Linked DNA regions of Homo sapiens: region 2 is linked to region 1. Evidence: chromatin contacts called from ENCODE Hi-C data. All regions are on one chromosome and are shown on one strand. Each heading gives the region's core, a stretch centred on a gene start or an enhancer-like site at or near the end of the contact. The rest is flanking DNA. Distances are from core to core; before and after follow the strand shown. Region 1 overlaps CAMSAP1 (calmodulin regulated spectrin associated protein 1). Region 2 holds the start of TMEM250 (transmembrane protein 250).

Region 1 (3,285 bases), core at 403-2,902:
ACCTTTTTGAATCATATATGAATATGCATAACACAACTAATTCACATAAATTTCAGATGCAGGAAAATGAGAGTTAAAGGAAAATGACGCACTTACTAAAGATACAAGCTTCAGACTGTGGTGAAGCCCTCCTAACTGTATGTTACTCCTTTCCATCCGGCCTAAGGAAGACCCTGGCCAGACCCCCAACTGGGTGACAGTGGCCACACTCCTCCATGGCCCTGCTGTGGCAGTTCTGCCCTCAGACACTGCACTTGTCCATGAGTAACTGGCTTCAGTGAAAGCAACTACTGCGAGAGCTGGATGTGCACAGTTCTAGAACGTTTAACGTTCTATCAAAATCAATACCTACTTAAAAAAAAAAAAAAACTTTGTGATGCCTTCAATGTATTTCTAATAGTTTCTTGTTGTTTTTTCTACAAACCAGTAAGACTGTTAGAATTAATACACATTCATTCGACAATTATTAAGTACCCATGTGAGCCAGAAAATGTACAAAAATGCCAGGGAGTCAAACAGGAAGAGATAAAGTCACTGTTCTCAGGCTGAGCCTCGTAAGACAACTGAAAAGTCAACAGGTAATTTCCACGCAATGTGGAGGGTGTCACACAGGATGAGTGCTGGGGGACTGGGGTGCAGGAGACACCAGTCCCGCACTGAGGAGTGGGGCAGTGGGGCAGTGGGATGTGCAGGTGGAGAAGTTTCTTAGGGAAGGAAGCAGCCAGTAGGGGGGTGGGTAGGAGCGAGAGGAAAACATGAAAATGACCCTGTTAAGAGAATTTCAGCAAGTGACAGCAGTTCAGAATTGCGCGGAAGAGGCAAACTGGATGTTTCATTCATTAGCTCACCAGGCTCTTGTGCGTGCCTGCGCTGGGAGGACCTGGGCCCTGCGGGATCTGTCAGCAGAGCGAGACAGGCTTAGGCGGGCACACAAGGAATGCAATGAGACCACATCAAGTAAGGGGGTCAGACAAGCCAGAGGACGAGGAGATCCCATCTGCTGGAGCTCCCCGTAAACAAGAGTGGAGAATGAGCGTGGACCCAGGAGGCTGCTGTGGTCACCGCCAGGAGAGACAATGGAGGCTGACACAGGCAGGCAGCCCCGGGAAGGGGAACCACTGCCCAGGAGGCGTGAGCAGCAGGCCTGTGCCTGATGCAGTACGACAAAAACACCAAACTTATAATTCCTGCCAGCCTGGAGCAGGACGGTCCCTTTTCCTAAGACAGGAAACCAGTAGTGTGGAGGAGGAGGGCAGTCGGGGACAGGAGAGATGAGCCTGTGGGACCCAAGGGGAGCTTTGCAATGGAGAGGTGTAGAGACTGGAAGCGCAAGAGTAAAGGGACCAGCTGGAGACGTGCTTTGGAACCCATTACATATACACAGCCATCGATGCCCAGGGGGACGAGTCATCCAGTGAGAGCCGGGCGCAGTGGGAGAAGCTGGTCAAGGCAACCTGAGGACACCAAGCCCACGGGACAGATGTCGGGAGAGAAGCCAAAGAAACGGACAAGTGAACAGAGAACGGGGCGGGGCCAGAACATGGTGCTGCCAAGGCCAGAGGAGGTTTTGAAGGGGCAGTGTGCACCAAGGAAGGCTGAGAAGGATGCATGCATGAAGACCACAGAGCCCGCCGGACTCAGCTGGCAGCCTCGGGAAGAGCATTCTGAGAACTGGTGAAGAGACAGCCGCAGGCACAGAAGGAAGGAAGTGAGAACAGCGGGAACTGTGCCTCTGCTCTGAGGGGAAAGTGTGGCCAAAAAAGATGTGTCTGCTTTAAGGATTGGAGAAACGGTGACGAAAGAAAACCCAATCAATGGGAGAGGCTGAAGAGGAGGAGGCTGCTCCTGAGAAAGGAGGCCCCTCGGGAGGCGGAGGGGAGGGATGCAGGGCCCAGGTAGGGCAGTGTCTTTCACTGGGTCAGGGTACAGACGCAGGGAAGGGGTGGGCGGCCCATCAGCACCTGCAGTTTGTCTTACTATGTTAAGCAGGAGGCAGGGCATCTGCTGAGTGGGAGGGCCCAGCCTGGAGGAAGTGGGGAGAAGTGCGGCTACAGGGGGCAGAGTGAAAGTCAAACAAGGACACGGGCAGGGCAGGGGCCCATGGAGACTGGAGACAAGAGTCGGCAACGGCACTGTCAGGGTGGCAGCACTGTCACTCCTCGGACTGCTACGTCAGTACCCATGAGCAACGCATTCGCAGTGGCTGCTGGACTGCTGTGGGGCAGGCCTCGGCGGGAGCCACACAGAAAGGCCCTGGGAAGGGGTCAGAAGACTCTAACCAGTCTGCAGTGGAAGTGAGGTCAACACTAAGTGCAGGAGGAACTCAGAGGGGTGGCAACTGACGGAGAGCAGGAGTTGGAGCGCTGGGGTCTCCCAAGGGCAGGGCCCAGCACAGCCACCTGGCCCAGAGTCCCAGCTTGGCCTCTTACTGGATCCCTCTGAACCCTGGCCCCCTACCTGTCCGTTCCGAACAACGAAAGGGTCTATCTCCTGCCCTGCGCCAGCTGAGCATAAGCTCTGTGGATGCACACGGGAGTCTCAGCTGTTATTCCTTCCGTCGCTATTACTGCAATGAGGATGAAAAGGCAGGTCAGGAAGTGGCCATCTGTCGACTGCAGCCCTCCCGCGGCACCTGCACGGGGCTCGGGAGGAGGTGTCCACACCAACCGCCAGCTCTTCCACGGCAGCACACGGCAAAGACCCCTCTGGCAGGTGCTACAACTGTGGCCACTGCCCAACCTAAAGCCAGCTACTCCCGTAGCCTCCAACTCAGCCCCAGGAAAAAAGACCAGGCCACTGCAGTGCCAGGCACAGCCCAGAGACGTGCAGGACAGTGAGTCTCTGCTCTGTTGCTTGTCTGAGCCACCTGGGAGCTGAGACCAGCTCTCCCAGAATGTCCCCGTGGGCGGCCTGGCTATCTGCATTTGACACTGAGAAAGTCACCTCTGCAGAGGCCCCAAAGGTGAGTGTCTCCACCTGGAAAACGTGGATACTCTTCCTGTTTGGATATAAGGAGTCAACGGAAATAATTCCAACTCAAGGTAAAAGCGACCAGTAGTCCACGCCCCAGCTCCATCCTGGAGAGGCCAGACACAAGGGTAAGAAAAGCTGATGTAATGGTCCCCACAGGGCCAAGACCACCTGACCCCCACCCAGGGACAACCAGTAACAAACTGCACCTTGACAGCGGAGCGCCAGGTGCACAGACAAGCACACACCCCACAGGGCGCTGGCCCGGGCATGCCACACCAGGCTCAGGTGCAGACTTGGCTTCCAGCCAGAAGG
Region 2 (3,058 bases), core at 181-2,680, 230 kb after region 1:
GGCTGATGCAAGCCCTTAAATGGCATCTGCAAGAAGCCACCACAGGGCCGGGAAAAGGGACTCCAGGGCTCGCAGGTGAACCGAAAACGAGCCCGGCGGGAGCAGGTGACTCCAGCAACCTGCTGGGTGCCAGATGGACGGCTCGGGGGCCGTGGGGTCACCTTGCTGGGCCTGAACCCTGGCACTGTCCTTCCCTAGCAGTGACTTTGGGCAGGTCACCTGACCCCAAGACGGCTCCTGCTCTGTCCAATGGGGGTGCCAATAGCACTGCCTTTGTGGGTAGCTGTGGGAGGGAAGGGGCTGGGCCTGGCGTGCACAGTGGGGTCGGCCCGGGGCCTGGCAGCGGCCCTTACAGACTGGGCTGCAAAGAGCAGAGGCGGCATTTGGCTCTCCAGCTTCACCTAGTAAAGGCCGTTTATACCTTGCCGAAATAATCTGTAGACGGAATGAACTCAAAGGTCAGGAAATAAAATCTGAGCAGGAAAGTTGGTAACATTACAGGGGACTGTTGCCAAGAGCTTCGCCTGCCTTCAGATTCAGCCTGGGGCCCTGCCGTGGGGACCTGGCCAGGGCGGAGGAGGGAGGGGCCGGGGCCGCCTGACCCTCCCGTGCCCGCAGGGGCCCGACCTCGCCCTCTCCCTCCGCCCGGCTCCTCCACGGGGTGCAGGGGCCAGAGCGGCCCTATTTAAGGCCGGCCTTGGCCTGGAGCTCGCCCCGGCCGGGACCCCGGCCATGGCGGTGCCACTCAAACGCGACTCGGCGGAGCTGTGTCCCCGCAGGGTCTCGCGGCCCGCGGCTCCATCCGGGTCCCTGCGTTTCTGCAGACGCCCGCTCGGCCCGGCCCATGGACCCAGGACTGTTTCCTCGGGGCCGCAGAGACGCAACGGGCCCCGGCCAACTCCGCGTGAGCACCGGGCCTGCGCCGCGCCGCGCCGGGCCCCCTGGCTGCAGAGCCCCTGCCGGAGCCACTTCCGGGTCCCGCGCCGCGCGTTGCCCTGGAGACGGCCCCCGCCTAGGCCGGGTCCCCGACCGCAGCTCACCCGGTGCCCTCTCCGCGGCGGCGCCGGCGTCCCGGACCTCGGGGCCGGCCGGCGGTGCTAGGGGCCGGGCCTGCGGGTGCCCCTGTCCCTCGGGGCTCCGTGCGCAGGGCGGCCGCATGGTGCTGGGGCGCGCGGCTGGGGGCGCTGGCAAGGCGGCTGAGGGCGTGGTTCACGCGTCGCCGGCTGGGGTCGCCCTGCAGGTGAAGGGGCTCTCGGGCGCGGCCGCCGGAGGCGTTTGGCCTAGCGTGGGAGCCGTAGCGCCGTCCCTCGACGGCCACCGTAGGGCGGCCTCACGCCCCCTCCACCCGCGCCGACCGAGCCGCACTTCCCTTCCCCCTGCTCCGGGCCCGCGCTGGGCGTCCCGGACTCGTCGCTTCCCGAGGGCGTGCGTGCGTGCGTGCGTGCGCACGCTGCGAGCAGTCCGTAGCGTTCCCTCCCCCGAACGCCCTCGGTGCCGCGCCTGGTCTTCTGCGCCTGCGCTTGCCGTTCCTGGGCCGCGCCTCCGCGCACGCGCTACCGCATCCCGTGGAGAGGCAGTGCGCAGGCGCGCTTCCGTGGAGCAGTCCTTTGGCCCCAGCAGAGGGCTTGACCGTGGTCCTGGCCCCGGACTGAGGTGTCTGCGACCCGGCGCGCTGCTGCCGTCGCTGGGGTGGGGCCGGGCCCCGGAGGAAGCCGCTTTCCCGGCGGGGGTGGGCGGCCCAGGGACCGGGAGCAGGTCTGGTCCTCGCGGGGCCGTGTGCGAAGGCCTCCTGCGCGGCCTGGGGCTGGGAGGACAGGGCGGCGGCGGGAATGAGGGCGCCCCCCAGGCTCCAGGAGGGCGGGGAAGGGTGGGGGCGGCTGACGCCACGCGGACCCGGGCGGCACGGATCGGGTGTGTAGCTGCGAGGCCCGGTGGGCCGGCGGCGACGTCGGCAGCCGAAGTAGGGACAGCCCCGGAGCACGAGCAGGCCCAGCAGCAGCCCCAGGGCCGCCCCCCCGCCGCCCCCCAGTGAAGGAAGGGGACTTGTGTTAGTGTCCTCACGCCTGGTTCGTACAGGCTGGCGGTTGTCCTGGGGGTTTCCAGCGAGGAATGTGTTGGGGAGCGCTCCTGGGTGTGGCTGCTGGGTAGGAGGGGAAGGCAGGGTCAGCAGCCCCTGGGGCGACCGTAAAGTGGGTGGCCCTTCAAATTCAAGGCACTGGAACAAGGGGGCTGGGCCCTCCTGCCCACCAGGCCCGTCATTGGCTGCAGGCCTCCCGGGACGGCGAGCTGGCTCCTGGGCCCCTGTCCTTTGGACCAGGGCCGCCCTGAGGGCTGGCACAGCTACCTTCTCCACTGTGGCCCCATCCCCGCCACAGGAGAGAGAGCCGCCTTTACCCGACATGAGCAGGAGTTCGAGGAACATCTGGACGAGCAAAGGCCACCAGGAGGTAGCACAGCAAAAAAGGCCAAGAGCCTGTTTTCTTTACCGATGGCTGGCGGCAAATATTCCGAAAGAAACGTGTCAGGCAAGAAGCGCTAGTTCACGCCTGTCATTCCACCGCTTTGGGAGGCCAAGGCAGGGGGATCACTTGCCCCAGAAGTTTGAGACCAGCCTGGGCAACATAGTGAGGCCCCTGTCTCTACAAAAAACTTAAAATCAATAAACAGGTCTCCTTCCTTCCTCAATAGTCCTGTTGGTGGCTCACCTCTCTGCCTCTCCAGATGTGAGGCAGATCCACACGTTTAGCTATTGAGATAAGGCTGGGCGTGGTGGCTCACACCTGTCATTCCGGCCTCAGATCTCTTGTGCCCAGGAGTTTTAAGACTAGCCTGGGCGACCTGGCTGGCAACATGGCCTCCACAAAAATAAATAAAACATTTTAAATATATAAACATTGAGATAATAGCATCTTGATGCCTGTCTTCATTTTTTGTCTTCTGTTTTAAGGACTATTAGAGACAAACTAACCAAAGATAATTCTCCCCTCCCATGTGGCTCGTGCTGGGACGCCGGCACCGTGAGATGGCGCCCGTGGCCAGATAGAGGGTGGCGTGTAAA

What was found. Hi-C counts contacts between places; a loop is a spot of excess contacts on that map. Pooled maps may share reads with other maps.
Region 2: a loop to region 1 is called in a map of endothelial cell of hepatic sinusoid, with 4 times the contacts of the local background. The contact joins the promoter of TMEM250 here to the enhancer-like site in region 1. A Hi-C loop is called at or near these places in 2 of 168 maps with a recorded cell type or tissue (endothelial cell of hepatic sinusoid and right cardiac atrium) and 3 of 50 pooled maps.

Annotation. Positions count from the first base shown.
Region 1 is chr9:135,885,708-135,888,992 of GRCh38, forward strand. All of the region lies in intron 1 of CAMSAP1 (calmodulin regulated spectrin associated protein 1), which reads right to left. Among named protein-coding and RNA genes, the nearest start is that of CAMSAP1, 20 kb to the right of the region's middle. RefSeq lists an enhancer at 1,876-2,170. Within about 2 kb of position 1,653, at least 16 of the 41 ENCODE cell types and tissues checked have a DNase peak (open chromatin) inside an H3K27ac peak, as active enhancers do.
Region 2 is chr9:136,117,445-136,120,502 of GRCh38, forward strand. It overlaps TMEM250 (transmembrane protein 250), which reads right to left and starts at 1,431. Exons shown (of 2, transcript NM_152833.3): 1 at 1,041-1,431. It overlaps LOC107987142 (a long non-coding RNA gene), which reads left to right and starts at 348. Exons shown (of 2, transcript NR_165242.1): 1 at 348-458. RefSeq lists enhancers at 1-528, 1,682-2,258, 2,259-2,833 and silencers at 545-1,594, 1,625-2,014.